Linked DNA regions of Homo sapiens: region 2 is linked to region 1. A link is an interaction called in ENCODE POLR2A ChIA-PET data of the cell type or tissue named here. Cell type or tissue: PC-9. All regions are shown on one strand. Each heading gives the region's core, and the rest is flanking DNA. Links, peaks and the distances in the headings are about the cores only. Region 1 overlaps TESC-AS1 (TESC antisense RNA 1). Region 2 holds the start of LINC00173 (long intergenic non-protein coding RNA 173).

Region 1 (15,630 bases), core at 8,377-10,876:
GGCCAGGCTGGTCTCAAACTCCTGGCCTCAAGTGATTCACCTGCTTCGGCCTCCCAAAATGCCGGGATTACAGGCGTGAGCTACCGGCGCAGCCGATTTTCATTCTCCTTTCCTGTTGGTGTGTAGAAGCAGTGGCCTTTTCCACACAGGACACCTGGGATTTCAGTCTCTTTTCCATTTTAGTTCTCAAACCAGCACATATTTACTTCACTCCTGTTTTTCTTGTCTTCCCTGGTGATAAACAACAAAGAGCCATCTACACACTGTATTCCTTGTCTCTTTTGGCTACTTTCTCTAGACTGGCCGCAGGGCCAGTGGTTCCACCTTGCAAACCGAAAGCAACAATTCTACCAAGTCTGACCCCGAAACAGAGCTCTCCAGCCTTCCGGCCTCCCCAGGAGGTGTTTCCTTGCCACTTGACTGCTAGGCTAACACCATAGAGTTTAGGGTTTTTATACAGTGGTGCCCCTCTCAATGGTTTTGTTTATTATTATTATTATTATCATTAAGTTTAAAGTGGGCTAATATTTCCATAGGAAGTTCTATTTCCTATTTGGCTGTGCAATTAAGAAAAAAAAACTGAGAACAATGATTCAAGTCTTTGAGAGTGGGAAGAGCTACACGTCATTTAGTAAATGCAGGGAAGGAAGTTGCATAGAATACAGAAAGGAGAAATTTTGGGAGAATGAACTAGGTAGTCTCATTATAGAATCCTTGCATGGTTAGAATTTCCAGCTGGGCACAGTGGCTTGTATAATCCCAACACTTTGGGAGGCCAAGGTGGGAGGATCACTTGAGGCTAGGAGTTTGAGATCAGCCTGAGCAATATAGCAAGACCCCCATCTCTACAAAAAATTTAGAAATTAGCCAGGCGTGATAGCTTGCGCCTATAGTCCCAGCTACCCAGGAGGCTGAGGCAGGAAGATTGTTTGAGGTCGAGGCTGCAGTGAGCTGTGATGGCGCCACTGCACTCCAGCCTGGGTGACGGAGCAAGACTATCTCAAAAGAGAAAAAAGAAAAAGAGAAAAAAAGAATTTCCACCTACTTTTTTTTTTTTTTTTTTTTTTGAGACAGAGTCTCACTCTACCACCCAGGCTGGAATGCAGTGGCACAATCTTGGCTCACTGCAGCCTCCGCCTCCTGGGCTCTTGTGTCTCAGCCTCCCGAGTAGCTGGGGCTACAGGCGTGTGGCGCCACACCCGACTAATTTTTGTATTTTTAGTAGAGATGCTGTTTCATCATGTTGCCCAGGCTGGTCTCGAACTCCTGACCCCAAGTGATCTGCCTGCCTCGGCCTCCCAAAGTGCTGGGATTACAGGCATGAGCCACCGCGCCCGGCTCTCCACCTACTTTTTAAATGAAAGAATTCTTATAGAAATGTTCATATTCAAGTTATTGAATTTGGGAGAAATTCATACTTTGAATGAAAGTTATGGTTTTCCTATTTCTAAACTATTATAATCTCTCAATCCTAGAATTCTTTAATAATCTACCAGTTTTTGTAGGACGATTTTCTTAGTTGTGTCTGTTACTGTGCAGAGGGCTCTGTGCCCAATATCTGTGCTGTCCTCCACCCCAAGGTTTCTCAACCTTTTTTCCAGTATTACCTGCTCCAGGAGCCTTTTTAGGCTATTTTTTTCCTAATCCACCCCCCGCCCCCCGAAATTGTTCTGACTTTTTTTTACAGAGATGACATTGATCTAATATGAAATTAACCATATCACTGGTATTTACTTCATGTACAATGTTGTCAGCCTCCACCTCTAGTTCCAAAAACATTTTCATCACCCTAAAATAAAACCCCCATGCCCATTAGGCAGTCACTCCCCATTCTTCCCTCCCCCAGCCCGTGGCACCCACCAGTCTGCTTTCTGTCTCTGGATTTGCCTGTTCTGTGCATTTCATGTACATGGAATCACACACGAGGTGGCCTTCTGTGCCTGGTTTCTTTCACTCAGCATCACGCTTTCAAGGTTCATCCTCTTTGTAGCATGTATTGGCACTTCATTCCTTTTAATGGCTAAATATGTATGGATACACCACATTGTTTTGTTTTTGTTCTTTTTATTTATTTAGTTATTTATTTTGGAGACAGAGCCTTGCTCTGTCGCCCAGACTGGAGTGCAGTGGTGCGATCTCGGCTCACTGCAACCACCGCCTCCTGGGCTCAGGCGATTCTTCTGCCTCAGCCTCCCCAGTAGCGGGGACTACAGTCACGCACCACCACGCTGGCTAATTTTTTGAATTTTTAGTAGAGACTGGGTTTCACTATGTTGCCCAGGGTGATCTAGAACTCCTGAGCTCAGGTGATCTGCCCGCCTTGGCCTCCCAAAGTGCTGGGATTACAGGTGTGAGCCACCACACCCGGTCTATTTTATTTTTTTTTTTTGAAATAAAAATTGTGGCCCAGGCTGGAGTGCAGTGGCACATGACTGCAGCCTCTGCCTCACTGCAACTTCCACCTCCCGGGCTCAGGTGATCTCCCACGTCAGCCTCCCGAGTAGCTGGGACCACTGGTGTGCACCACCATGCCCAGCTAATTTTGTTTTGGTTTTTTATTTGTTTGTTTGTTTGCTTGTTTTGTAGAGATGGGGTTTCTTTATGTTGCCCGGGCTGATCTGGAACTCCTGGGCCCAAGCAATCTGCCTGCCTCAGCCCACATTTTGTTTATCTATTAAGTTACTGATGGACATTAGAGCTATTTCCACTTTTTAACTATTGTGAATAGTGCTGCTGTGAGCCCTCCATGAAATGATTTTTTTAAATTTTTAATTTAATTTTATTATTTTTTTCAGATGGATTCTTGCTCTGTCGCCCAGGCTGGAGTGCCATGGCACAATCTTGGCTCACTGCAGCCTCCGTTTTCTGGGTTCATTTGATTCTCTTACCTCAGACTCCTGAGTAGCTGGGATTACAGGTGTGCACCACCATGCCTAACTAATTTTTCTTTTCCTTTTTTTTTTTTTTTTTTTGAGATGGAGTCTTGCTCTGTTGCCCAGGCTGGAGTGCAGTGGCACGATCTTGGCTCATTGCAACCTCCGCCTCCTGGGTTCAAGCGATTCTCCTGTCTCAGCTTCCTGAGTAGCTAGGATTACAGGCACACACCACTACACCTGGCTAATTTTTGTATTTGTAGTAGAGACAGGGTTTCGCCATGTTGGCCAGGCTGGTCTCGAACTCCTGACCTCGGGTGATCCACCCAACTCAGCCTCCCAAAGTGTGCTAGGTTACAGGCATGAGCCACTGCGCCTGGCCTAATTTTTCTACTTTTAGTAAAGACGGGGTTTCGCTATGTTGGCCAGGCTGGTCTCGAACTCCTGATCTCAAGTGATCTGCCCACCTCGGCCTCCCAAAGTGCTGGGATTACAGGCTTGAGCTACTGTGCACAGCTCCATGAAATGTTAATGCCAAAGATAAACTACAACTGCTTATGTACTATATATGTGTATATATATATATATATATATATATATATATATATATATATATATATATATGCTTTATACATTAAAAGCATAAATACACATACTTTTTTTCACTCCCCCTTGGGGGCGATATTACCCCTTTGAAAACGCAAGCTCCACCTGAGCAGTAGTATTGGGAACAGCTGCTCTCTGTTCTTGCTCACTGGTTGACCATTGGTATCTTATCTTTCAGTGCCTTTTAATGTACCCACCTTTCTTGGTGCCAGGAGCTGTAGTAAATGCAGAAGTACATTTCTGTCACTTATAAGGGCTAAAATGTATGTTCCAAAGACTTTTTTTGATATGTAATCTTTGCTTATTATATTGACTTGACCCACCCCAGATCTCCTAAAATCTGTTACTAAAAATAAGGTCAGGTATGGTTGCTCACGCCTGTAATCTCAGCAGTTTGGGAGGCGGAAGCGGGCAGATCGCCTGAGGTCAGGAGTTCGAGACCAGCCTGGCCAACATGGTGAAACCCCGTCTCTAGTAAAAATACAAAAAATTAGCCAGGCATGGTGGCAGGCGCCTGTAATCCCAGCTACTGGGGAGGGTGAGGCAAGGAGAATCGCTTGAACCCAGGAGGCAGAGGTTGCAGTGAGTCAAGATCGTGCCATTGCACTCCAGCCTGGGAGACAAAGCGAGACTCCATCTCAAAAAAAAAAAAAAAAAAAGAAAATGCATTACAAGACATCCTAGGTAATGACTACTTTTTTTGTTTGTTTGTTTTGAGACAGAGTCTTGCCCTGTCACCCAGGCTGGAGTGTAGTGACATGATCTCGGCTCACTGCAACCTCCGCCTCCTGGGTTCAAGCGATATTCCTGCTCAGCCTCCTGAGTAGCTGGGATTACAGGCGTGTGCCACCATGCCAGGCTAATTTTTGTATTTTTAGTAGAGATGGGGTTTCACCACGTTGGCCAGGCTGGTCTTGAAGTCCTCACCTCATGTGATCCACCTGCCTCAGCCTTCCAAAGTGCTGGGATTATAGGCATAAGCCACCGCACCTGGCAGTAATGACTACTTTTGTATGGAACTATTTACTCGATAGTTGCCACAAAATTAGAGAACTGGGCCAGGCATGGTGACTCACACCTGTAACTCCAATGCTGTGGGAGGCCGAAGCGAGTGGTTCTCTTGAGGCCAAGAGTTTGAGACTAGACTGGGCAATATAGTGAGACCCCCATCTCTACAAAAAATATTTTAAAATTAGGCGGTGTGGTGGCAGCCACCTGTAATCCCAGCTATTCAGGAGCAGAGGCAGGAGGGAGGATCGCTCGAGCCCAGGAGTTTGAGGCACGGTGAGCCATGATCACACCACTGCACTCCAGCCTAGGTGGCAGAGCGAGACAAAAAAAAGATTAGAGAATTTGAAAGCCCTTTAACCATCAACTGCTAGAGCATCCATTCCTGATATGTTACATGTACAAGTAAGAAGGCCCAGAGAGGTTAAGTGACTTGATTGGCCAATGTCTGAGAACTGGGTCCCAGCCTGGGCCTTTGGCTTTGACCACAGGGGTGTTTCTGTTGCCCCAGATTGCTTTCTGTGTAGGGTTCTCTTGTCCTACAGAAAATGTCTTGCTAACAATATCATCCTTTAATGATTCAAAGCCTGTTCTTTTATTATTTATTTTATTTTATTTTTATTTTTATTTATTTTTTTTGAGACAGGGTCTTGCTCTGTCACCCCAGCAGGAATGCAGTGGCACCATCAAGCCTCACTGAAGCCTCAAACTCCTGGGTTGAAGTGATCCTCCTGCCTCATCCTCCTGAGGAGCTGGGACCACAGGCATGTGCCACCATGCCCAGCTACTTTTTAAATTTTTTTTTTTTTTGTAAACATGGGGTTTCGCCGTGTTTCCCAGGCTGGTCTCAAACTCCTGGGCTCAAGTGATTCACCAGCCTCAGCCTCCCAAAGTGCTAGGATTACAGACGTGAGACACCATGCCCTGCCAAGCTTTGTTATTTCTTTCTCACTAACTGTACATGGCAGCCTCCTGGCCAGTTACAGCACTGTCTCTTGTCAATCACATTTACTTTGTAGAAGGAAAGCGAGGAAATGTTATCCTTCACCATCTCAGTAACGTGTGCTCTTGAAGTTTGGGGGAAACCTATTCTAAGCCTACAAAGACTTCTGAAGGAAGTTGCTTCTGAAAATACGATTTCCTCTGAAGCCGGGGTTGGCACACTTTTTCTGTAAAGGGCCAGACAGTGCGTATTTTGGGCTTTGCGGGCCATATGGTTTCTGTTGCAGTGACTCAGCTCTGCCATTGTAGCGGGAAAGCAGCCACAGGCAATACGAGCGAGTTCCTTAAACCTTTATGTCCAGAGCCAGGCCGTGGATTGGGTTAGGCTCACAGGCTGTAGTGTCCTCACCCCTACTGTAAAGTTCATTTAAACAGTGCTCTTTTAATAGACGTCTAAGCAACATCAAAACATTGAAAAAAAATAGTGTAGTGGAAACCAAGATACCCACCAAGACTCAGCAGTTGTTCTGTTTTATCTCCCTCTTAGTGTATGTGTGCTTTTTCCCTGAACCATTCAAAAATGTCTCAAGCAGCTTGAAACTTCTTCCTACATATTTCAGCATGCATCTCCTAAGAACAGGGGCACTTCCCTACCTAAGCACAGTATCAATCATACCTAAGAAAATAGTGATGCAAAAAGTGCATCCTAAATAAGACGAAATTGGATGTTGAGGATCAACCAGTTTTATCATAGAACCTTACAGCACTTCAATTTTCTGAATACCACCGTGTTCATAGCTGAAATCAATAGGGTAGAAGCTGTCAAAGAAAAAGGCAGGTAAGGCCGGGCACAGTGGCTCATGCCTGTAATCCCAGCACTTTGGGAGACCGAGGCAGGTGGATCACCTGAGGTCAGGAGTTCGAGACCAGCCTGACCAACATGGTGAAACCCCACCTGCACTAAAAATACAAAATTAGCCAGGTGTGGTGCCGCATGCCTGTAATCCCCAGCTACTTGGGAGGTTGAGGCAGGAGAATCACTTGAACCCGGGAGGCAGAGGTTGCAGTGAACCGAGATCGTACCATTGCACTCCAGCCTGGGCAACGAGCAAAACTCTGTCTCAAAAAAAAAAAAAAAAGAAAGAAAGAAAAGAAAAAAAAGGAAAAGACAGCTAAAAATCACTCAACGCTAAATCCATTTGCCCAAGGCAAACCCTGCAACTGCCTGACAAAATATCTGCTGTTGCAGGTAAGCTGGGGTTCCAAAATGTTCTCTTGCTACAGATATAAAATTTGGTAGAAACAAATTTTTTTTTTTAATTTGAGATAGGGTCTTGTTCTCTTGCCCAGGTTGGAGTGTGGTGGTGCAATCTTGGCTCATTGCAGCCTTGACTTCTCTGGCTCAGGTGATTCTCCCATCTCAGCCTCCCAAGTAGCTGAGACTACTGGCACGCACCACCATGCCCGGCTAATTTTTTGTATTTTTAGTAGAGATGGGGTTTCGCCATGTTGCCCAGGCTAGTCTCAAACTCCTGGGCTCAAGTAGTCCTCCTGCCTTGGCTTCCCAAAGTGCTGGGATTACAGGCATGAGCCCCTGCGCCCAGCTGGAAACAATGTCTTTAAATCCTTTGCTTTAACAGGGAGGGGCATCATCCTTTTTAATCAAAGTTCAGTGGGAGCCCGCGGAATCAGCGTTTCGTCCCTGTCTTCCTTAGGTCAGTACTGGCTCCTTTATCCTCTACCCTCACAGAGTTGGGCAGACTAGGGGGATGGCAGAGTTCACTTATAAAGGCCCATACACAATCTTGCGGTTTCCTTACTTTATTTTTCTTTAAGAGACAGAGTTGGCCAGGCGCAGTGGCTCATGCCTGTAATCCCAGCACTCTGGGAGGCCGAGGGCGGGCAGATCACGAGGTCAGGAGATCGAGACCATCCTGGCTAACACGGTGAAACCCCGTCTCTACTAAAAAATACAAAAAAAAAAAAAAATTAGCTGGGCATGGTGGCCGGCGCCTGTAGTCCCAGCTACTTGGGAGGCTGAGGCAGGAGAATGGTGTGAACCCAGGAGGCAGAGCTTGCAGTGAGCCGAGATCGCGCCACTTGACTCCAGCCTGGGAGACAGAGTGAGACTCCATCTCAAAAAAAAAAAAAAAAGAGACAGAGAGAGTCTTACTCTGTTGCCCAGGCTGGAGTACAGTGGCATGATCATAGCTCATTACAACCTTGAACTCCTGGGCTCAAGTGATCCTTCCACCTCAGCCTGCCAAGTACCTGGGACTACAGGTGCCTGCCACCTCGCTTAGCTAATTTTTATTTATTTATTGTAGAGACAAGATCTCTCTATGTTGCCCAGGCTGGTCTCAAATTCCTGGGCTCAAGCAATCTTCTCACCTTGGCCTCCCACAATGCTGGGATTACAGGTGTGAGCCAGCATGCTGGGGCTTACTTTTTAAATTAATGGTATCTAAGACCTTGACTCAACAAACTGCAATGGCTAAGATAAATGATTTGGGCTGAGGTGTAAGAATAGCCCATCGGTTGGGCGCGGTGGCTCACGCCTGTAATCCCAGCACTTTGGGAAGTCGAGGCGGGCGGATCACCTGAGGTCAGGAGTTCAAGACCAGCTTGGCCAACATGGTGAAACCCCATCTCTACTTAAAAAATACAAAAATTAGCCGGGCGTGGCATCTTGCGCCTGTAATCCCAGCTACCCAGGAGGCTGAGGCAGGAGAATTGCTGGAACCTGGGAGGCAGAGGCTGCAGTGAGCTGAGATCGCGCCACTGCACTCCAGCCTGAGCGACAGAGTGAGACTCTGTCTCAAAAAAAAAAAAAAAAGCCCCTCTAAGTTCGCTCTGGGGGCTGTGATTTATTTCTATATGGGACAGGATTGTACTCAGCAACATCATCTGCAAAGAACATAACAGTCTCTCTTCTGCGCCTGCCTCATGGTGTGAATGAGCCAGTGCTGTACGAATGCATTGAAATGTCCATGCTCTCACCCCTAAGCCTCCTTTAAGCTTCTGCCCCTCTCAGCCCACTGAGGATGTGTAGCCATTGGTATGAGTGCCAACAGCTATTTCTTATAAGGAGCAAGCCAAGGCCAGGTGCGGTGGCTCATGCCTTTAATCCACCCACTTTGAGTGGATCTTTTTGAGCTCAGGAGTTTTAAGACCAGCCTAGGCAACATGGCAAAACCCCCTCTCTACAAAAAAATACAAAAAGTAGCTGGGTGTGGTGGCCCGCACCTTGTGGTCCCAGCTACTCGGGAGGCTGAGGCTGGATAATCGCTTGAACCCAGGAAGTGGAGGTTGCAGTGAGCCGAGATCGTGCCACTGCCCTCCAGCCTGAGTGACAGAGTGAGACTGTCTCGAAAAAAAAAAAAAAGAGAAAAGAAAGCCAGCCAGCTATGTCTCTTGTCATGCCCTGTTGAATGCTGTTGAACACCATCCTCCCACTTCTGGACTCAAGGAGCTTTGTTTTTTCTGAGCGCTGGATAACAGAAACAGAGACATCACACTCCTCCAAGAGCCTCCAGATTATAGAGACTTTAAGGCATCCGTCTTGAGAGATCAGAGTCTTATAAGGGCTGGAGATACTGTGTGCTGGGGCTTACCTGAGACTGTTCCTGAAACCTTCAGCTTAGCTCATTCACATTTGACTCCAGTTGGGCCAGTGCTCTCTCGGCTTGTGTGGCTGGCTCAGCTTGGGGCCACAGGTCTCTACAATGGTGTGTCTGCCCTGCCTTCAGGACCCATATCCCAAAATGTGGAAAACACCATCGGCAGCTTCAGAACCAAATGTAACTCTCCTCTCAAGTGTGAAATAATCCCATTCAGGTGGTGAGTGACTTGGAATCGAGGTGGCCAAGGTGTCATGGAGTAGCCATTTAGACCATAGCAGCTTGGGGGAACAAGGAGCTCATCCAACCCCATTTGCTTGGGTCTGTCATTCCAATGAGGCTTCTGCTGTAGGGAAAGCCTTGCTGTTCTTTCCCACAGACCTCAGAGGCATGTCAGTTACCACCTCCCAAGGTCAGCATTCATACCCTGCTCCTGCCTGAGCTGGAGCCGCTGACATAATCAGCAGGCAAACCCTTCTGGAATGTTAGATGAAGTCACCTTTACCTTCCTGTGACAGGACACCCTTTGCCAAAAAGCACAAAACATTCCACTCTGTGTAAAGCTCATGCTGTTCTGACCCCTTCTTCTGTGCCAGCCGCATATACCTGGAATTCTCCACTTTACAACTGAGGAAACCAGGGCCCAGAGAAGTTGAGTAACTTGCCCAAGGCAGCACAGCTTAACATGGTGAAACCCCATCTCTACTAAAAATACAAAAATTAGCCAGGCGTGGTGGTGTGTACCTGTAATCCCAGCTACTCAGGAGGCTAAGGCAGGAGAATTGCTTGGACCCAGGAGGCAGAGGTTGCAGTGAGCTGAGATTGCACCCCTGCACTCAAGCCTGGGCAACAGAGTGAGACTCCGTCTCAAAAACAAAACAAAAGACAGCACAGCTACTGAATAACAAGGCCCAGATCACAACCCAGCTCAGCCTGACTCCAAAACCCAAGCTGCTTTTTACAACTCCCCTGGTTGAGTTTGCTTTAATCCTCATCTCCCTGGAAACAGCTAGAAGAAGGCAGTCCTCCCCTGTAGAGATGTCTATGGTTTTCAGTGATCTTGCTTATGACAGAGTTGCAGCAGGTAGAGTTTGGTTGAGTTGTGAAACTCAGAGGGGTAAGCTCAGGGCAAACTTTGTGCCATTGTGTCAGCATGGTTTATTCGTGTGAATACTATCATTTTGCCTTTGAAGGAATTAGAAGCTGACAGGCAAAAATCTTCAGAGGATCGCCTGTTGAATTCTTGGTTTCTCAAGATGGTGACTCATATATATACGTGTGTTTGTATTTATCAACAGCTAACATAGATGTGTGACACATAACATTTATATGTAACATATATCATGTATATATTATACACATGTATATGTATATGTATATACACGTGTAACAATAGAACGTATATGTTGTGTAACATACATGTTATGTACATGTAATGTGTAAAATATAGCATTATGTTATGCATAGCATGTATCTATAACATTATACATACATAAAATGTGCATGTAACATCACACATTACATATATAGTCACATTAAACATGTTACATGCCATGCATATGTCACATGTGTATGTCACATATTACATAAATGTGCATATAGCATTTATATTACGTATATGTCACATGTTCTACACACATTACATATTGCATGTCATACATGTATTATGTTCTGCATATACATTGCACATGTTCTGTGTAATATGTATATAACGCATGTATGTAACGTGTATATTGCAAATGTTCTGCATGTAACATCACATATATATGTTGTGCATGTACCATATAGCCTATGTTGTGCATATGACGTGTGTATGCATGATTCTGAAAGGCATAACATGCATATGACGTGCAGCATGTCATCTTGACACATTTCATGTCACTTCTGCAACATGACATGTTTGTGACATAGGTGCTCTGTGACATGTTTATGACATGCATGTTGTGCTTTGTGACCCACATGTGGCTTTCAACATGATGTGACATGCATGACATACACGACATGCCTGCAACATGTGACATGCAAAAATGCATGCAACATATGACACACTTGCAATATACTAGTGACGTCCATGTGCCATTTAATACTTATGACATGCTGACATGTGACATGTCAGTGACATGCTTAGTACAGGAGGCATTCTTGTGAATTGCACCAAGCTAATATGCTAACTACATGTAGCATTCTTGCAAAATGTGACAGGACAGAACAGGTGACAGATTAGACAGGTGACGTCAGAGTGATGGGTAACAACAGGTGATGAGTCACAGGTGACAGGTTGACAATGACAGGTGACATTGACATGTAACAGGTGACTGACAGGTGGCATGAGTCAGGTGACAGGTTGACAGTGACAGATGAGTGACATGACGTGACAGGTGACAATGACGTGACAGGTGACAATGACGTGACAGGTGACAGGTGACTAACTTGACAGGTGATGACATGGCATTGACAGGTGACAGTGACATGGCAGATGATGTGACAGCAGGTGATGTGACAGGTGATATGTGACAGGGAAATGTGACAGGTGATGTGACAGGTGACATGACAGTGAAATGTGACGTGACAGTGACATGTGATGTGACAGTGACATAAGTGACATGGCAGTGACAGGTGACAGGTGATGTGGCAGGTGTCACAGATGTGACAGGTGATGGGTGATATGTAACAGGTGATGGACAGTGGTGATGTGGCAGGTGATGTGACAGTGACATGTGATGTGACATGACAGTGACAGTGATGTGACTGGTGACAGTGACAGGTAACCATAATGTGAATGGTGACAGGTAACACATGACAGTGGTGGCAGTGACAGGTGACAGTGCATGACTGGTGACAGGTCCAGTGACAGGTGACAGTAACAGGTAACAGGTGACATGCTAAGATGTGTGCCACATGTCCATTACATGCCATAGTCATTCCTATTACATGTCACTGACAGAGAAATGACTTGTATGCCCATCACATGCTATGGTCATGCCTGTTACATGCCACTGACCTGCAAAGATATTGTATACCTATTACATGGTATTGTCATGCATGTTACACACCACTGACATGCCTATTGCATGGTAGTAACGTGAAGGCATAGCTATTGGGGTCCCTATAACATGTCTTTTATATGCCACTAACATACGAATGTATGGCTATTAGTGCCATGCTCATGCCATTTACATACCAGGGATATGCGAAGACATGCCTATTACATGCGATTGTCATGCATATTTATGTGCCACTGACGTGATGATATGCATATCACGTGCCAATGACAGGCTATCATTTATGTTACCGCTGCTGACAAAATATGTATGTCACATGCTTATCACACACTATGGCCATGCCTGTTTTATGTGCTCATACCCACTACATCCTAAAGACACGCCTGTTACATGCTACTGACATGCCAGGACATGGCAAGTACATACCCATTGCATCCTATGGTCATGCCTATTACATGCCACCGACATGGCTATTGCATTCTAGCTACATTTGAAGACGTGGCTGTTGTATGCTAGGGACATTTGAAGACATGTCTATTGTATGCTATGGTGATGCCTATTACATGTCAAGGATGTGACACCAATGTGCTAAGGCATGCTTCATAATGCCACAGGCATGCTTTTTACATGCCAGTTACATACCAAGGACATGTGAGAGCAAGCGTATTGCATGTTATGGTCACGCTTATTTACATGACACTAGCATGCACATTACATGCCACTCACGTTAAGGCATGCCTATCATGTGGCAATTACGTGCCACTGTCATGCATATTACATGGTAGCATTCTCATACGTGTGTTACATGCTTTTATATAGTATTGTCAGGCTTATTTTTACTATGATCATACCTATTACATGCTAAGGGCATGCTTGTTATGTGCTACTGACATGATAGGACCTGCCAATTACATGCCCATTGATTGCATCCTATGGTCATGCCTACACACCACTGACATGCTACATTTGTATTACGTGCTTGTAACATGGTCATGCCTGTTGCATGTTTATTATACACCAAGCACATGTGTGACATGCTAAGGATTTATGACGTGTGCATGCCAAGTACATGTGACATGAATGTGCCTATTTGAACATGCCTGTGACATGTGATGTGCAAAGGACATGCCTATTACATGCTGATATGCTTACTGCATGCTGAAAATATGGTAAGGAAATGCTAAGGACATGACAGGTGACAGTGACATGTGACAGTTACAGATGACAGTGATAGGAGACAGTGACAGATGACAGCAACATTACATGTGACAGTGACGTGACCATATGACAGGTCGTGACATTTAACAGGTGACTTGTGACAGTGACATATGACAGTGCAGGAGACAGGTACATGTGACAGTGACATTACATGTGACAGTGACTCAGGACAGTGCTGTGTGACAGTGACGAGTCACATGTGACATTTGACAGGTGACATGACTAACGTGACAGTGACATTACATGTGATAGGTGACAGTGCCATTTGACAGGTGACATCCTAAAACATGTTAAGGACATGCTTACTGCATGCCAAGGGCAGAACGTTGCAAGAACATACACAGTACATGCTAAGGGCATGTACATCACGTGCTAAGGACATACCCCTTACATAATAAGGATGTCTCTTACATGTCAGGAACATGTGGCATGCTTATGTGTTGAAGCCATGGCAAAAGCATGCTGATGGCCTGCTTTTTACATGTTAAAGATGTGCTTACTACATGGCCATGCCAATGACGTGACATACCAATGACATGATATGTTTGTTGCATGCCAAGGACATGCAAATGACCCGTGACGTTAGTGATGTGACAGGTGACAGGTGTCAGGACAGATGAGTGATGTGACATGATAGGCGACATGACAGTGACGTGACAACAGGTGATGGTTCAGGTAATAGGTGACATGCAACAGGTGGCAGTGACAGACAACAGGTGACAGTGACATGTGACATGACTGACAGGTGACGTGACAGGTGACAGTCGTGACAGTTTATAACAATGTCATATATCAATACCTAATATTTCCTCTGCAGCTGGGTCTTCCATTTCTTTCTCTTAATTACTCATTGAAATCGTTGAGCACCATTTACCATTTGTTAATCACTTTAATTCGCTCCCCAGCTTGGAGCTGGGGGTGGACATGTTGCTGCTGAACAGAAGGGCTGGTTCCGGGTCTTAGATGTGTAGGTTTGTAATGTGTGGAGTGGCAGCCCTGAAGTGAGCCATGTAGGAGGGGGCAGAAGTCCCCTGACAGTACTGTGTAACCAGTAATAGAGACAAACAGATGGCCCAGGGTGAGGGAGAGCAAGGGAACAACATTTTGTAGTTTAGTAGTGAGAGATGCTGCGAATTGTCACTGTCTAGGCAGTATATATTCGGCATGAGTCACCCTCAGTCTCGGCTGCACAGCAACCCCAGGCGAATAGCATCTCTAATCTTAAAAGCTCATTAAGCTCTGGCTGTTTGCACCCTGCCTGGAAAAGCCTCTGTTGAACAGGGAGCACCAAGAGAGCGAGGAAGGAGCCAGTGGCTGCACGAGATGGCCCAGGTATCCTGCCAGCAGGTCGCACACCTAGGCTCTTCCCCACCAAGGAAGAGCACCTGTTCCTATTTGGGAAAGAGAGAGAGGAGAGTGGTAATTTTCCATTTTCCTTTCTTGAGTGAGTCATACGAAAGCAAAATGTGTTCCCAGCTTGTGTTACTACTTCTGTCATTGCTGGGCTGCACAGATCAAAGGCTGGGGGAGATGTGTCTCCCCTCCCAACCCCTTGATCTATTCTTTTCAAGATTCACTTCCCTCTCCCTGCTTCAGAAGCCTCGTATCTGTCTGGAGCCCACTGGTTTGCCTGGAGATGGTCTGCTGTCCTTTCATTTTAAATTAAAATGCCCCTGCCTCTTGGTGGCCCAGTGAGGTGTGGGGGTTCAGGATGGGATATGAGGTGTTTGGCCATGCCTTACTGCCTTGGTGGAATGTGCCAGCAATCCACAAGAACACAGCAGGCTGGGAGAGGGGCCATGGCTTCAGAAATACTGCCTTGGGGCTATTGTTTGTAGACCAAACCTGGACTCTCCTCCTGCTGCCCATGGATCAGGACCAGCTATGCCCACGTAGGCCTAGAACCATCCAGGTTGCGAGCAACTTGCCATTTCTACATTGGTGGCTGTTTCTAACACCGGAGGAGGTTGACTCACTGAGTAGACTGGCAGGGTCTTAGGAAGGAAATCAGTTATTTGGCCTCACACTCTGGCAAATGCCCTAAGGGAGTCCGTTGAGTTCCTGAATGCAGATAAAACTCTTTCTCGTTCATCAAAATGAGCCCTGGGGCTCACCCCTTCTCTCACCCTTCAAGGTTCATCCATCACCTTGTCCTGCTCTAGGGACCACACTGGACCTCTGTGCCTCCCCACTGCCACCACCCTGGTCCAAGCCACCACTGTCTCTTGCCTTGGCAAGTTCACCTGCCTCCTACCTGGTTTTTCTAAAATCTGTATCTCTTGGAATGACTCCCTTGCTTGATGGCTTCCTGTTGCCCTTAGAACAAAGTCCAAACTTTTAAGCACAGTGTATTACCCTCCT
Region 2 (15,630 bases), core at 6,591-9,090, 600 kb after region 1:
ACAAATACACGTGTCAAATAATAAAGAAATATATAGTACAGGCTGGGCACGGTGGCTCAAGCCTGTAATCCCAGCACTTTGGGAGGCTGAGGTGGGTGGATCAGTTGAGGTCAGGAGTTCGAGACCAGCCTGGCCAACACGGTGAAAACCTGTCTCTACTAAAATTACAAAAATTAGCCAGGCATGGTGGTACGTGCCTGTAATCCCAGCTACTTGAGAGGCTGAGGCAGGAGAATTGCTTGAACCCAGGAGGTGGAGGTTGCAGTGAGCCAAGATCGTGCCACTGTACTCCATCCTGGGCAATAGAGCAAGACTCCATCTCAAAAAAAAAAAAAAAAAAAGGAACTATACAATACAATAAAAGACAACCTAATACACATAAAAGCATCTGCCTGCCCCTCAGTTTCTGAGCTCCCACTTGACACCAAGTGTTGTGGGGGTACAAATTTGGGTCAACATTTTGTGTAGCAGAACTCTGGGGACCAACCAGAACTCCTGAAAACAGGATGCCACTCAGCAGTGACAGCCTCACTTTCCCATTTACTGGGCTTTTTTTTTTTTTTTTTTTTTTTTTTAACATCTCTGGACACCTTGGATCCTGCCAGCAAGCCTCGGGAGGCAGTTTAGGAGTTATTTTCTTTACTTCTCAGGGGAGGAATCCGAGGCTTGGAGAGGAGGAGGGATTGACCGGCCTGGGGTCACACAGCTAGAAAGGCCAAGATTGCTATGCCGTTTTTTTTTTTTTTTTTTTTTTTTTACAAAGAAAGAACAGCGGAGCAAGGTGGCCATTTTATTTTCTCAAAGCCACACTACCTGCTGCTACACAGGACATAAAAGTGCAAAATTCCACCAGGAAGGGAAACAAAACAGTCTTGAGACAGCCATGTCTCAGAGGTGAAGATTGGAGGAGATTTTAATATAGGGTGTGAATTCCAATTCACATCTCTTCCAACGGGACCTCTTTCCGAAGTCCCGGGAACTAACATTCATCAACACCTCTGACATCCCAGAGGATCGCAACATTCCTGCCAAGGGTTATTACTCCCATTTCCCAGATGAAGAGATTGAGTCCCTGCAGCACGCAATTAGACAGTAGCAGAACCAGAATTTGAACTCTGATCCACCCCGATTCTGGGACCTGTGGAGCTCCAGGTACCGAGAGCTGGCTCTCGCCTGGGGCCTTGGAGTCTGGGTAGCTGGATGCTGGGAGAGGCTGCGGAGGTAAGGGCCCAGGGGCTGAGGTTGCAGCGGCTGCCCGGGAATGCGGCCCTTGCACGCCCACTTTTTAACACAGTGCCATCCCTGACAGACACCCTTGTCCTTTTCCTGTGCTGCCCTTCGTAACACCATAAATAAAGCCTTAGAGTAACGTGACCTGAGCCAGGCAGTAAATGATGGCACTGTCAGTTGTACACGACTGTTGAAACAAACACAGACTGTAATCATCGTGCTGTACGGGGAGAAAGACATTTGGCAAATGAGATTCCATTTTCACATTGGTTTGTGCTGAGCATATAAATTTCCTGCGGGCCGGCCAGCATTGGGGATGTGTAATTGATTGCCTGCATTATAATAAACAAGCTGTGACAGGTGATCATTCATCATATTCCGCTGAACGTTCCAGCACACCAGAAAACGGAGGAAGAGAGGGAACGCGCGAGCAAGGGGAGAGGAGAGGAGGAACCTGGGGGAGGGGAGGGGGTCGGAAAGACCGAGTATTCCCGACAGACAGAAAAACCAGGGGAGGGGCGGGGGAGGGAATCCGCTGAGCGGGCGGGGGAAAGTGAAAGCAATTACTATAATTCTTTTGATTATCTAATTTGTTCTTTCTGGCCTTCGTTATATGACCCTCCCCCCCTCCCCCCACTCCAACATAGAAGGTCCCCCACGGGGACTTGGGAAGGCACAGAGAACGCTCCCTCCACGATCGAGGGAAGGAAGGGGGGAGGCAGGTGGGGGAGGGGCCGCGTCTAGTTGTAACCGGAGTAGATACATTCGGGAAAACCTGGGGGGAGAAGGAGGAGGAGGAGGGGAGGAGCGTGTGCAGGACTTAGCTTTGCTCTTGCACTGAGATGCCTCCAGTCGGATGGATAGGAACCAGCCTCTTTAAATACATTTTTTTAAAGGGTGTCTGAAAAACAAGTGAAAAGTTCCTTTTATTGGAGAAAAAGGACAGCATCCAAGTTGGCATCAGATGTGGTTCCACAAGCCTGTCATATGGTGCTCTCATTCCTCCCCCTCGCTCCCTCCGCCCCGCCCCAGCTCCCACCTCCCCACCCCCACTGCAGCCCCAGCCTCTCTGTCTCTCTCTCTGTGCCCTTGGCCCGGGGCTGGGGGTCGAACAGCAACTGCTGGGAAGCACCCTCCTCTCCAGGAGCTCCCACCTAGACAGACAGAAGGCGGAGGTACACTGGCATATGAAGGACAGAAAGACAAATGCAGAGCTCTCGAGCCAGCACACGCATTAAATAAGTACTTACATTATGCAAAAGCCAAGGGCCTCAACAAGGGGGTGAATGAAGAAGGGGGACAAGGAGGGCTGCGTCCCAGACTAGTTTCCCCAGCTCTCACCCTGCCAATTTCCAGCCCCCGCCTCCCTATCCCGCAAGCGTCCTCCCATTCCCTCCCTGGTACCAAGCGCTTAGAGCAGGTGGGAGCCTCGGACCCAGAAGGCTGGGAGCTGAGGAGGCGTGGCTTGCGCTAACATCGGGGGCGGGGCCTGGCTGGGGCTTAGTCGGGGCGGGGCCCACGCCGGAGGGGGCGGGGCGAGCACAGAAGAAAGAGCGTTAGGGGCTCCTTTGCCACTCGTTGCACGCTGCTTCCCAGAGTCTTCTGCTATTTCATCGTAGCCTTAACAACTGGAATCTGTCGCCTTCGAGATGTTCCTAAAGTCACTGCTTTGGGAGAATCTGTTCAAGGGACCTGCTTTCCAAAAGCAATGACATCAGCCCAGCAACGTGATCTGTGTTGTCCTTGAAGGATTAACAACTCATTTGGGTCTCCCAAGAGCCCTAGGAGGTAGCCAGGGCAGGTGCTGTTGTCCCCGTCTCACAACGACCTATGAAGTGCATGTTGGGGCCTTGATTTTACAGGGGAAGGAACACAGGCACAAAGAAACGAAGTTACTCTCTCGGGATCTGGCAATGAAAAAGTCAAAATTTGAAGCCAGGGGTCTTCTGACCTGTTCTTCAGCATCCCTATGAGAACATATACTTTCTCCCTCCAACACTCTCCTCCCATCCATAAGTGCATACAGGTGCTGAATAGGAGGGGCAGAGTTGAGTCTATATTGAATGATTGTGCATCCAGATCCTCACTAAGCCCTCTTGGTTTTGCCTGACACACGTGGCTCACTGTGTGCCCCCTGGTCCAGGCCACCTGCATCTTCCTCCTGGACCACTGTCCCCGCCTCATCACTGGCCTTCCTCTTAATGCTGTTCTCACTCCCATCCACTACCCACCAGCAGCCATGATGATCAATGATGGTCACCATCCATACCCTGTATCAACTGTCTCTCTAGCGCCATCTTTTTTTTTTTTTTTTTTTTTTTTTTAAAGACATGGTCTCCCTCTGTTGCCCAGGCTGGAGTGCAGCAGTGTGATCGTAGCTCACTGCAGCCTTGAATTCCTGGACACAAGCAATCCTCCTGCCTCAGCTTCTTGAGTAGCTGGGACCACAGGTGCTTGCCCCCATGCCCAGCTAATTTTTATTTTTATTTCTGTAGAGATCAAATCTCATCATGTTGCCCAGACTAGTCTTGAACTCCTGGCCTCAAGCTTCCCCAGTTGCTGGGGATTACAGGTGTGAGCTGCCACACCTCTTGCCTTAGCTTCCCCAGTTGCTGGGATTACAGGTGTGAGCTGCCACCATCTTTTTTTTTTTTTTATTTGTTTGTTTTGTTTTGTTTTTTGGAGGCAGAGTCTCATTCTGTCATCCAGGATGGAGTGCAGTGGCATGATCTTGGCTCACTGTAACCTCTGTCTCCCAGGTTCAAGTGATTCTCCTGCCTCAGCCTCCCGAGTAGCTGGGATTACAGGTGCCTGCCACCACGCCTGGCTAATTTTTGTATTTTTAGTAGAGACAGGGTTTCACCATGTTGGCCAAGCTGGTCTTGAACTCCTGACCTCAGGTGATCCACCCACCTTGGCCTCCCAGACTGCTGGGATTACAGGGGTGAGCCACCATGCCTGGCCAGGTCCAGAAGTTTTCCATCACCCCAAACAGAATCTCGGTACCCATTAGCAGTCACTTCCCATTCTTCCCTCCCGTTGGCCCCTGGCAGCTGCCAATCTGCTCTCTGTCTCTATGGATTGCCTGTTCTGGATATTTCATGTAAGTGGAATCCTACGATATATAATCTTTGTGTCTGCTTCTCCCACTCAGCATCATGTGTTCAAGGCTCATCCATGCTGTAGCGCATGCCAGTGCTTCCTTTCTTCTTATGGCTCAGTGCTGTTCCATTGCCTGGATGGACCACATTTTGTTGATCCATTCACTGGCTAGGGGTCATTTGGGTTGTTTCCACCTTTTGGCTATTGTGAATAGTGCTCTATGAACAATTGTGGGTAAGTTTTCATTTGAATATTTGCATTTATTTATTTGTTTATTTATCTATCTATCTATTTATGTTTTGGAGACAGAGTCTCCCTCTGTTCCCCAGGCTGGAATTCAGTGGCGCAATCTCGGCTCACTGCAACCTCTGCCTCCCGGGTTCAAGCGATTCTCCTGCCTCAGCCCCCCGAGTAGCTGGGATTACAGGAGTGCGCCATCACGCCTGGCTAATTTTTGTATTTTCGGTAGAGAAGGGGTTTTGTCACGTTGGCCAGGCTGGTCTCGAACTCCTGACCTCAGTCAGGACCTCAACTCCTGATTCCCCTGCCTTGGCCTCCCAAAGTGCTGGGATTACAGGTGTGAGCCACCGCGCCTGGCCTGAACCTTTGTTTTCAATTGTTTGGGGTACATACTTAGGAATGGAACTGCTAGGTTCTGCAGTAACTCTGTGTTTAGCTTGTCAAAGAACCGCCACACTATTTTCCTCAGTGACTGCCCATTTTACATTTTCACCAGCAGTGCACCAGGGCTCCAATTTTTTACATCCTTGCCAACCAACACTTGTTATTTTCTGTTAAAAAAAAAAGTTTGCGCCGGGCACAGTGGCTCACGCCTGTAATCCCAGCACTCTGGGAGGCCAAGCGGGGTGGATTGCCTGAGGTCAGGAGTTCGAGACCAGCTTGACCAATATGGTGAAGCCCCGTCTTTACTAAAAATACAAAAATTAGCTGGGCGTGGTAGCGTGTGCCTGTAGTCCCAGCTACTTGGGAGGCTGAGGCAGGAGAATTTGCTTGACCCTGGGAGATGGAGATTGCAGTGAGCCGAGATTGTGCCACTGCACTCCAGCCTGGGCAACAGAGCAACACTCTGTCTCAAAATAATAGTAACAATAATAATGTTTGCCATCCCAGTGGGTGTGCCTAGCTCCATCTTTTAGATGAGATGGGGTGAGTTCAGGGTCCATATGGCCATAGACTAGATCCATCTTATACTTCTCTCCCCTTCCTTCTTGCTACTCTGGACTTTCATATCCCCAAATTGCCCCTCCGTCCTACCATGGACCTTGGCTTACGCAGTGCCTTCCTCCTTCCCATCCTCCCACTGGGTTCTGTCCACTTGTACCCCAAGGCTACCTCAGATCCTCCTCTGACAATGATCTGTCCCCCAGCCTTCCTTTCACAGCTCCGAATTTGGTTGTAATTTTACATTTCCTTTTGCAATTACTGATTAATGTCCATCTTCTTGACCTGACTACAGCCTTCCCCTAGGAAGGGACCATTCTGCTTTTGCCACCCACTGTGTCCCCAGCACTTAGCACAGTCCCTGGTAGAGACTTTGGGGAGTGCAGTGACACAATCATAGCTACTGCAGCCTTGACCTCCGGGGCTCATAACATCTTCCCCCCTCAGCCTCCCAAGTAGCTGGGACTACAGGAACACACGACCATGCTTGGTTAATTTATTTTTATTTTAATTTTTTTGTAGAGATGGAGTCTCACTATGTTGCCCAGACTGGTCTGGTACTCCTAACCTCAAGCAGTCCTCCTGCCTCAACCTCCCAAAGCACTGGGATTACAGGCCTGAGCCACCGCACCCAGCCCCAGTTCTAAGATGTTAACCACATGTAAGCCTCGGGGAGAATCTCAGGCCCTGGCCCACTTCAATAAATATTTGGTGAATTAATGCATAAGCAATGAATGAGATCCAAGTGTGGATCCTATGACCTTATGAATTTTCCTTTTCTTTTTTTCACTGATCAGTGGCACTAGCAGGCCTCAATAAGTTAGGAACTAAAAAACCTGCTTCAGGCTGGGCACTGTGGCTCATGCCTGTAATCCTAGCACTTTGGGAATCCAAGGTGGGTGGATCACCTGAGGTCAAGAGTTCAAGACCAGCCTGGCCAACATGGTGAAATCTCATCTCTACTAAAAATACAAAAATTAGCTGGGCGTGATGGTGGGCACCTGTAGTCCCAGCTACTCAGGAGGCTGAGGCAGGAGAATCACTTGAACCCGGGAGATGGAGGTTGCAGTGAGCCGAGATTGCACCATTGCACTCCAGCCTGGGCGACAGAGCAAAAACTCTGTCTCAAAAACAAAAAAACCTGCTTCAGCCATAAGGAATTTGGAAACGGATGGCATTCTAATTGCAGAATTAATACTCACTAATGTCTCCCTCTGGAACCAGGGTGAATCTGGCACCGGATTCTGAGTCTTGCTTGGGAATTGTGTTGATTCTGCCTTGCAGTGCTGCTGAAACTCTAGGAACCTTGAAATATATTTGCTTGGTGTAAACATGACCTCAGCGTGACAGGATGATCCTTGTGTTTGCCAAGCCATTAATTTTTATGTGATAACGACGACCACAACAAACTGCTTTTCGCCCACATTTTGAGTTGTTCTTAAGGTCAGGTCTGTGGGATTGTGTGAGACAAAAACCTTATAAACTAGAATGTAGCGGTGAGTTCTCTGTGTTTACAGCCCTGCTCCTACACACGGCTCCAAAGAGCTGAAAATAGAGGATTAAAAATTCATGCAGCTACTTTCTTCCAAGGAACTCCAAATGCTTCTGACAATCTTTATCCTGCAAAGTCATGAGTGGTCAGATGCCCATCCCAAGGACAGGGAAACAGAGGCCCAGAGATAATGACGGGACTTTGCCAGGCCCCTCTACCCCTGCTAATGGAGCAACAGGCTCAGATGAAGAGCCCCTCCCACCTATGTTTCTAGCCCATGCACTCTCCATTAGCCTGATTAAGACAATTGATTTATTCATTCTTAGTGGTTGAGATGGAAAAAAAAAAAAGAAACCAACATGCCATTTGTGTGATATAAATATCTCTGGAAAAAGCTAAAAAACATTGTGTCATACATATTTTCTTAATACCACAGTCAATCACATGTGTCTGTCCAAGTGCCATAGTCCATCAACCCAAGAGTGGGGGATGGGGGTGTTTGGGGGTGGGGATAATGGAGGGGACAGACTCAGCAGAGTCTCAGCTCCAGAATCCTCAGCCACTGCATGGCAAATGTTGCCACTGACTAAAGCTATGCTGGCTGTTCATTTTCCATTACCTATTGCCTTTGAAGAACCTTCTAGAAGTCTTAGAAACTTGATGTTGGGCAGAAAAATGATAGGCAGGGATGCAAAGGTGCTGGGACACCCACTCAACCGGCCAGTTCCCAAAGAAAAAGATGGAGGTTGTCACTTTCTCACTCAGTGTGCCCCATGGACTCACAGAAGGATTTAGATCACAGCGTGGTTCCTCTTCCTCCAACCCTACACCCCCATCATCAAAGAGCCTTTAATCCTGATGATTCACCTGTTAGGAATTTAGCCCAAGGAAATAATTAAAGACATATAAAAAGATTTAGTTACAGGATGTTCGTCATGACATGTAGATTACGGTGAAAGATTAGAAGCAACCTCCATGTCCAACCAACCAAAGGTGATGGCTATGTAAGTTGTGGAGTTCCTCCTTTAAAATTCTGCTCAGATCTCCAAAGAAAAAAGACTGGAAGGAAATTAACCAAGAGAATCACAGAGTTTGTTTTGAGTCTGGAAATATGAGTAAATTTTTTTTTTCCTGGAGTAAGTCCTTGTTTTGGATGTTCTATTCAAAACCAACTTAAATTTGGCTCCAATTGGAAACTTTATGACATCAGGAGGATTGAGATATCATAAAAGGAACAGGAAGGGGCACTCCATGAGGGAACCACATGTAAAGGTCTGAAGGGAAGTCGGGGCAGAGAGGAAACAGCCTCGCTGGAATGGAGGATTTCCACTGCTGTGTGCTGGGATGCATGTCAGAGAGATTTGTAGGCTGTGCACAGACTGTGTATTTTTTGAAAGCCAAGGAGAGGAAGGCACATTAGATATGATAGGCAACTGGGAGCCAGTATAGATTCTTGAACAAGAAAAGACAAATCCAGTTCCAAGGGAGACTAAGAAGAGACAGTCCAAGAAGAGAAAGTGCAGGGGACGAATCTGGTGGTGTCATAATTCTTTTATGGAAGGATCTGACTTTATTGGTTTTAGGGGTAAATGTTTCTGGAGAATCCTAGAACTCTAAATCTGCAAGAAATCTTGAGGTTGCTCTCGTTTTAGGGATAGAACAACCGCAGTCCAAAGAGTTACATCTTCCAGTCATAAGGCAAAATGGCAGCCAAGTTGGTACTGATCACTATCAGTCCTTATTCCTACCCGAGACCAGCTTGTCTCTCTGTTGCCTTCCATCCCAATTCTAAGATTTTTTTTATTTTTCCAGAGACAGGGTCTTGCTTTGTCACACAGGCTGGAGTGCATGGGCACAATCATAGCTCACTGCAGCCTTGAAGTCCTGGGCTCGTGGCATCCTCCCACCTCAGCCTCCCAAGTAGCTGGGACTACAGGAACACATAACCATGCCTGGCTAATTCATTTTATTTTATTTTTATAATTTTGTAGGGACAGAGTCTCACTCTGTTGCCTAGGCTGGTCTGAAACTCCTTGCCTCAAGCAGTCCTCCTGCCTCAACCTCCCAAAGCACTGGGATTACAGTCCTGAGCCGCTGCACCTGGCCCCAATTCTAAGATGTTAACCACATGTAAGCCTTCCAGGAGAACCTCAGACCCTGGTCCACTTCCTGGAGTCCCACCTAAAACTCCATTTTTCCATTCATTTATTTATTCATGTAACACTGAGACCCGAACATTCAAAGACAGACATGCTAATAGTTAGGGTGGAGTGGAAGGGAGATAATGATGGCACACAGTAGGTGTTCAATAAATATTTGTGGAAAGAAAGAGTCAAGGAGGGAAGAAGAGTCCCTGCCCTCAAATAGCTCAAAATGTAATTTGAGAACAGACACAAGTGTTTATATGGGATGCAAGCCGTGCTTTCAGAGGGATATGAGCCCAGGTTCTGCAGGCCCAGGCAAGACACTTCACAGAACCAAACAAAAAAAGTTGACTTTCAACTTCTTTTATTTATTATTATTATGATTTGAGACAGAGTCTTGCTCTGTTACCCAGGCTGGAGTACAGTGCCACGATCTTGGCTCACTGCAACCTCTGCCTCCTGCGTTCAAACTATCCTCCCACCTCAGCCTCCATGTAGCTGGGATTACAGGTGTGCACCATGACACCCGGCTAATTTTTGTATTTTTAGTTGTGGCAGGGGTTTCACCATGTTGGCCAGGCTGGTGTCGAACTCCTGACCTCAAGTGATCTGCCTGCTTCGGCCTCCCAAAGTGCTGGGATTACAGGCATGAGCCACCGTGCCTGGCCCCAACTTCTTTTATAAAAAAGTATTTAACTCAACTAACATTTATGGAGCCCCTACCATGGGCCGGATTGGGGATTAAAATTTCTGCTTTTTCCCCATGGGTTATGCATTAAATCCAAAATGGGTAGGCGATCCCTAGAGAAAAGACAGAGAAGGAGAAAGGAAGAAGGAGGAAAAAATACAAAGTCGTCAGGCTCCCAGAAAAAACAGATGATGCTAGTTTCTCTGAACAATTTTGGACTTCTTTTTCCAACTCCAGCCACCTCATTTGCTTTTCCTTTTGCCCATGGACTCCAAGGTCCGTGGCTCTGGTCTACGGGGGAAGGGCCAGGCATGAGCTACATGGAATCAGACACCCAGAGGCCTCCTCTCCATCTCCCTTTTCCAGTTATTCAGCGTCCTCAGGCCATTTCAATTTTACGTTGCCAAGTGAACATAAATCAAGGGGCCGCCCAGTCTCCTAAAGAAACACTGTGGGACTTCGCAGAGCCTTTCCCAGGGTGTGCACCGGGAAAGAAGGAGAAAGAGGACTAAGCAGAAAGTTACATGTGGCTCCTTTAATCACCAGGTAGAAAGAGAGAGGAGAAAGTTCAAACAGAGCCCCTGCAAGCGGCGCCGGGAAGCCAGCTCTGAGCTCCACTGTTCAAGCAACTGCTGTTGGCATCACAGAGGTTTGTCTTGGCCCAAACCCGTCCCGGGAAACACAGAGACGCTCATGCACTTGGAATTCGCTCCCTTAATGATTCACTCAGCAACTCGGCACAATTACAAAAAGAAGGTGAAAGAAAGGAAGGGAGAAAAGAAGAAAAGAAAAAGAGAGAAGGAAGGAAGGAAGGAAGAGAGGGAGGGAGGGAGGGAAAGAGGGAAGGGATAGAGGGGAGGGACTGAGGGAGGGAGGGAAAGAAAGAGAGGAAGGGAGGGAAAGAAGGAAGGAAAAGAAAGGGAGAAAGGAGAGAGAAGGATGGAAGGAGAAAGAAAGAAAAAGAAAAGAAAGAAAGAGAGAAAGAAAAGGAAGAAGGAAAGAAAGAGGGAGGGAGGAAGGAAGGGAAGGAAAGAGAGAAAAAGAACAAAAGAGAAGGAAGGAAGAAAGAAAAGAGAGAAAGAGAAAGAAAGGAAAAATCGCCACACCACTGGCTGAAGGTGCCCTCTCCCAAATTCCTGGGGCATGACTCAAGTTGGGGCCGGGGATGGGGAGCAAGAGACAAATTTTCTGAGAGCTCCCATGAGGGGACGCTACCAGCTGTGAGCTGATTGCAAGTGAGAACAAAGCAGCAGCGATCTGCAAAGGTCTAACTCAAATGCTGTCTGTTGCACTCCACGAGCTTTGGAGAGAGGTACTAGATAAAACAATGAAGTAAGGGGTGTTGCCAAATAGTCGCCTTACGTTGAGTGCTCATCATATGCCAATGGTGTATCCACATGTTCCATCTCTTATCTCGCAGAGTCCTCACAGCAAACCCAGGAGCAGGGTCTTCAGCCCCATTGCACAGGTGACAGAGCTGAGACCTGACCCATTCCTAACCTGCCCAAGGACACACAGCTAAATAGCCAGGGGGTTCCGAATGTGAAGTTAGGTCTCCTGTGACTCTGTGATATGCCCTTGACCACTCTGCCCTCCAGCCTTCATTTACGGCTCAATTCCCAAATGCCACCACCAGGAATTTGACATATACCCGTAACCTCCCCAATGACATGGAAAAACTGAGCAGCCATTCACTCAATCATGGAAAATTTAAGACCCAAGGCGCGTCCTTCCCAGCTCGGTTACTGAGATGCTCAGCAGCCCTCGGTGCTAGTAAGAAGGGCACACTGGGGCGAAATGCCACTCGATGAACAGGAGCCCTAACATGAAGTCCTCGGACCCTTGCACAGGTAGAATTCAGGGGTCCATAAATTTAACCCGGGAAAAAAATGACATCTTTATTTGCACTAACTTCTCTTTTTTTTTTTTTTTTTTTGAGACAGTTTCACTCTTTGCCCAGGCCAGAGTGCAATGGCACGATCTCAGCTCATTGCAACCTCCACCTCCCAGGTTCAAGTGATTCTCCTGCCTCAGCCTCCCAAGTAGCTGGGATTACAGGTGCGTGCTACCACACCTGGCTAATTTTTGTATTTTTAGTAGAGATGGGGTTTCATCATGTTGGCCAGGCTGGTCTCGAAGTCCTGACCTCAGGTGATCCACCCATCTCAGCTTCCCAAAGTGCTGGGATTACAGACATGAGCCACCGTGCCTGGCTTTGCACTAACTTCTGATCAAATGGCAACATTGTCTTCTATTAGGAATGTAAGTGACAAACTGCCGTGGTATCAGCAGTACCTGTGACTTTGGCACCCATACAAATCACAGATGTGTGTGTATCACCATCAATTGCTGCAGATATATCAAAATATTGTTGTGCTCCTTACTCCTTGGAAGTTACAGTAGTAGATAGACCAGGGTTAGATCTTGCTACTTAGTGGATAATAAATAAGCTTACCTGTTACTATTTTACAACGTTGGTTTTTAATATTTCAGTATCGTTATTACCGTCTAAGTGATTTCCTTGGCAATCAGGTCAGGAGTTCGACACCAGCCTGGCCAACATGGTGAAACCCCTGCCACTACTAAAAATACAAAAATTAGCTGGGCATGGTGGCACATGCCTGTAATCCCAGCTACCCAGGAGGCTGAGGCAGGAGAATCACTTGAACCTGGGAGACGGAGGTTGCAGTGAGCCAAAATCACACCATCGCGCTCCAGCCTGGGAGACAGAGCAAGACTTTGTCAAAAAAAAAAAAAGAAAAAAAAAAGGAAGGAGAGGAGAAAAGAAAAGAAGAAAGAAAAGCACGATTCTAAAAAGTTCTATCAAATTGCCCAAGGGATTTATGGTCTGTACCTGGGAAACTTTGAGGTGAGGCCTCTACTCTGTTTTTTGTTTTGTTTTGTTTTTGAGACGGAGTCTCACACTGTTGCCCAGGGTGGAGTGCAGTGGTGCAATCTCTGCTCACTGCAACCTCTGCCTCCTGGGTTCAAGCAGTTCTCCTGCCTCAGCCTCCCAAGTAGCTGGGATTACAGGCGCCTGCTGCCACACCCAGCTAATGTTTTGTGTTTTTAGTGGAGACAGGATTTCACTATGTTGGCCAGGCTGGTCTTGAACCCCTGACCTCGTGATCCACCCACCTCGGCCTCCCAAAGTGCTAGAATTACAGGCGTGAGCCACCGCGCCCGGCTAGGCCTCTACTCTGGAAGTTTGCAGCAAAATTAGGGAACAAGACAAATGTATTCATCAATATGTAAAATGCAATCATAAATGTCAAACAGGCCATGTGCGGTGGCTCACACCTGTAATCCCAGCACTTTGGGAGGCTGAGGCAGGTGGATTACTTGAGCCCAGGAGTTTGAAACCAGCCTGGGCAACGTGACAAGATCCCGTCTCTACAAAAAGTACAAACATTAGCTGGACATGGTGGTGCATGCCTGTAGTCCCAGGTACTCGGGAAGCTGAGGTGGGAGGATCGCTTGAGCCCGGGAAGTGGAGGCTGCAGTGAGCTGAGATCATGCCACTGCATTCCAGCCTGGGGGACAGAGCAAAACCCTGTCTCAACAAAAACAAAACAAACAAACAAAAAAAGTCAAAGAAAGAGTGAGCTCTTTCAAGACAGGGACTGCATTTTTTAAAAAAAACTCTTGTATCCATAGTACCCCAAACTGCCAACAATCAATAGCAGTATGTTGCCAAAAAGTAATGCCAAATGCATCTCAAATCATCTCAATTTATACTTCTGGCTACTTACAAGCTGAGTGATCTTGAGAGAGTGACAATTACCTTGGCATGCCTCGATTTCCTCATCTGGAAGATGGGCTTAACAAAATCTCTTTCTCAACATTGTCGACACAATCAAATGAGATCAAGGGTGTGAACTCGCCTAGCATAGTCCTGGGCTCTGCACGGGTGCACAGCCAAGGTCAGCTCAGTCTGATGGTGGACTTGCGTTTGGTTTTGTCTTCCTGGAGACCAGAGGCTATTTTCTCAGTTCTTTGGGAAGTGGGGAAATGGGGGTGAGATTTTTGCTTGTTATTATTATTTTTTATTTTTATTTTTATTTTTGAGATGGAGTCTCACTCCGTTGCCCAGGCTGGAGTGCAGTGGTGCAATGTTGGCTCACTGCAACCTCCACCTCCTGGGTTCAGGCAATTCTCCTGCCTCAGCCTCTCGAGTAGCTGGGATTACAGGCATGCGCCACCATACCTGGCTATTTTTTTTGTATTTTTAGTAGAGGTAAGGTTTCACCATGTTGGCCAGGCTGGTCTCAAACTCCTGACCTCAGGTGATCCTCCCACCTCAGCCTCCCAAAGTGCTGGGATCACAGGTGTGAAGCACCATGCCCTGCCTGTTATTATTATTTTTTAAATTAAAAGTTAGATTGAACAGAAAATTGCCTTTTCTGAGACATTTCATCTGACAGGGTCTATGTTTGAGCTCACATCTTATCAAGATAATCAGAATGCCCCATGGTGTCTGGACTGCATCTCTGACCCAGTTAGTGTTCTTTCTAGCGTCTTCTGTGTTACAGACTGGTTTGGAAGAGCTCAAGTTCCCAAAATGCTCCTGTGGCCCTCAGACCTTCCTTCCCTGGGGGACCAGCCCCTAGAAACCTGCAGACTCCATCCCTGGGGTGGCAGCGAGTCACCCTGGGAGAACCTGCATCGGATTTCACCGCTGACAAATTGACCAAAGTGGGTCTGTGTGCACCTTTGCAGGCCCCTCTGATAGCCCTGATCTCTGCACTACCTCTATGAAGACAGCATTGTCTCCCCTCCATTGTCACACATGGAGACCGGGCGGGGTGGGTGGAGGAAGATCTGGACGCTCAGGTCCTTGGCCACCTGCCCTGCCGCATGCCAGGGTGTGATGATCCAGGATTGGAGAATGCCTGCCTTGTCTTGCCAGAGACTGCTTCACCGCTCTCTCGCTCACACATTTGCTCGGAAGATGCCTGCGTCTGTGAGGGCTGGTGAAGACCTGGAACAGCCTTTGAAGGTATCCAGCCAACTGAATTTAATTAAACTGCAGTTCCAGAAGCCAGCAGCATTTTCTTAAGAAAGCAATACAACTTCTAAAAGTCCCCCGATGCTCCCGTGCCGCCCATTTCCTGTGCTTCAGACTACGTCATAAAACTGTCCATGGGGCAGTTTCCTTTGATGATGGATCCAGTTGACAAGTTTTTTTTTTTTTTAGCAAGCATCACAGCCTCTTCTTTCTTAAGTGAGGAATGCCACATTTGTTCTTGCTTCCCCAAGCTGAAGTTATGGGACCTTGATCTTTTCTATGTGGTTTCTTGGATGGCTCATCTTGGAGAGTCACGCTTTCACCAGCCCGAGATCAGGGTAGCATCACAGCAGGAGCCAAATGTTGATTGCATTACTGCACTAAGTAAGATAAAGTGGTGGCCGAGGAATACTTCTGCTTCCAAACATGCCTTTCAGTCATTCAGTCTGCAATTATTGAACCCTTAATACGTGCTAGGGGCTAGGGATAGAATGGTGAACAGGACACCGTAGCTACAATCTTTACCATGTTTTCTATGATCAAGGGAGAGATAGATAATAAATACATAAGCAAATTAAGACATAAAACAGTTACAGATTGTTATACGTGCTAAAAAGAAACAGATGGCTAGAGAATAGTGGAGGGATATTCTTAGATAAAGTCAAAGAAGATCTCTCTGAGAAAGTGACATTCAAGATGAGAGCTGAAGGATGAGACGGAGCCAGCCCTGGGAACAGCCAGGGCTAGAATCTTCCAAGGCAGGAGGAACAGCAAGTGCAAAGGC

Evidence for each region. ChIA-PET counts read pairs that join two places held together with the same protein. Peaks named below come from ENCODE experiments on the same cell type or tissue, not always from the same donor. Only the 100,000 strongest peaks of a DNase experiment are listed, where the experiment ranks them.
Region 2: POLR2A ChIA-PET joins it to region 1 with 5 read pairs; 1 of 35 experiments calls an interaction of 5 or more read pairs at or near these places.

The regions. Positions count from the first base shown.
Region 1 is chr12:117,124,252-117,139,881 of GRCh38, reverse strand. All of the region lies in intron 2 of TESC-AS1 (TESC antisense RNA 1), which reads right to left. Among named protein-coding and RNA genes, the nearest start is that of TESC-AS1, 33 kb to the right of the region's middle. In PC-9, for the core only: no CTCF peak of the experiment used is centred there; a DNase peak (open chromatin) is centred at 9,551.
Region 2 is chr12:116,520,467-116,536,096 of GRCh38, reverse strand. It overlaps LINC02457 (long intergenic non-protein coding RNA 2457), which reads right to left. Exons shown (of 3, transcript XR_001749339.3): 3 at 14,183-15,630. LINC00173 (long intergenic non-protein coding RNA 173) reads right to left here and starts at 2,662. Exons shown (of 3, transcript NR_027346.1): 1 at 2,481-2,662. RefSeq lists enhancers at 753-1,287, 7,102-8,301 and silencers at 2,696-2,745, 2,650-2,851. In PC-9, for the core only: no CTCF peak of the experiment used is centred there; DNase peaks (open chromatin) are centred at 6,856 and 7,886; H3K27ac peaks cover 1,649 bases.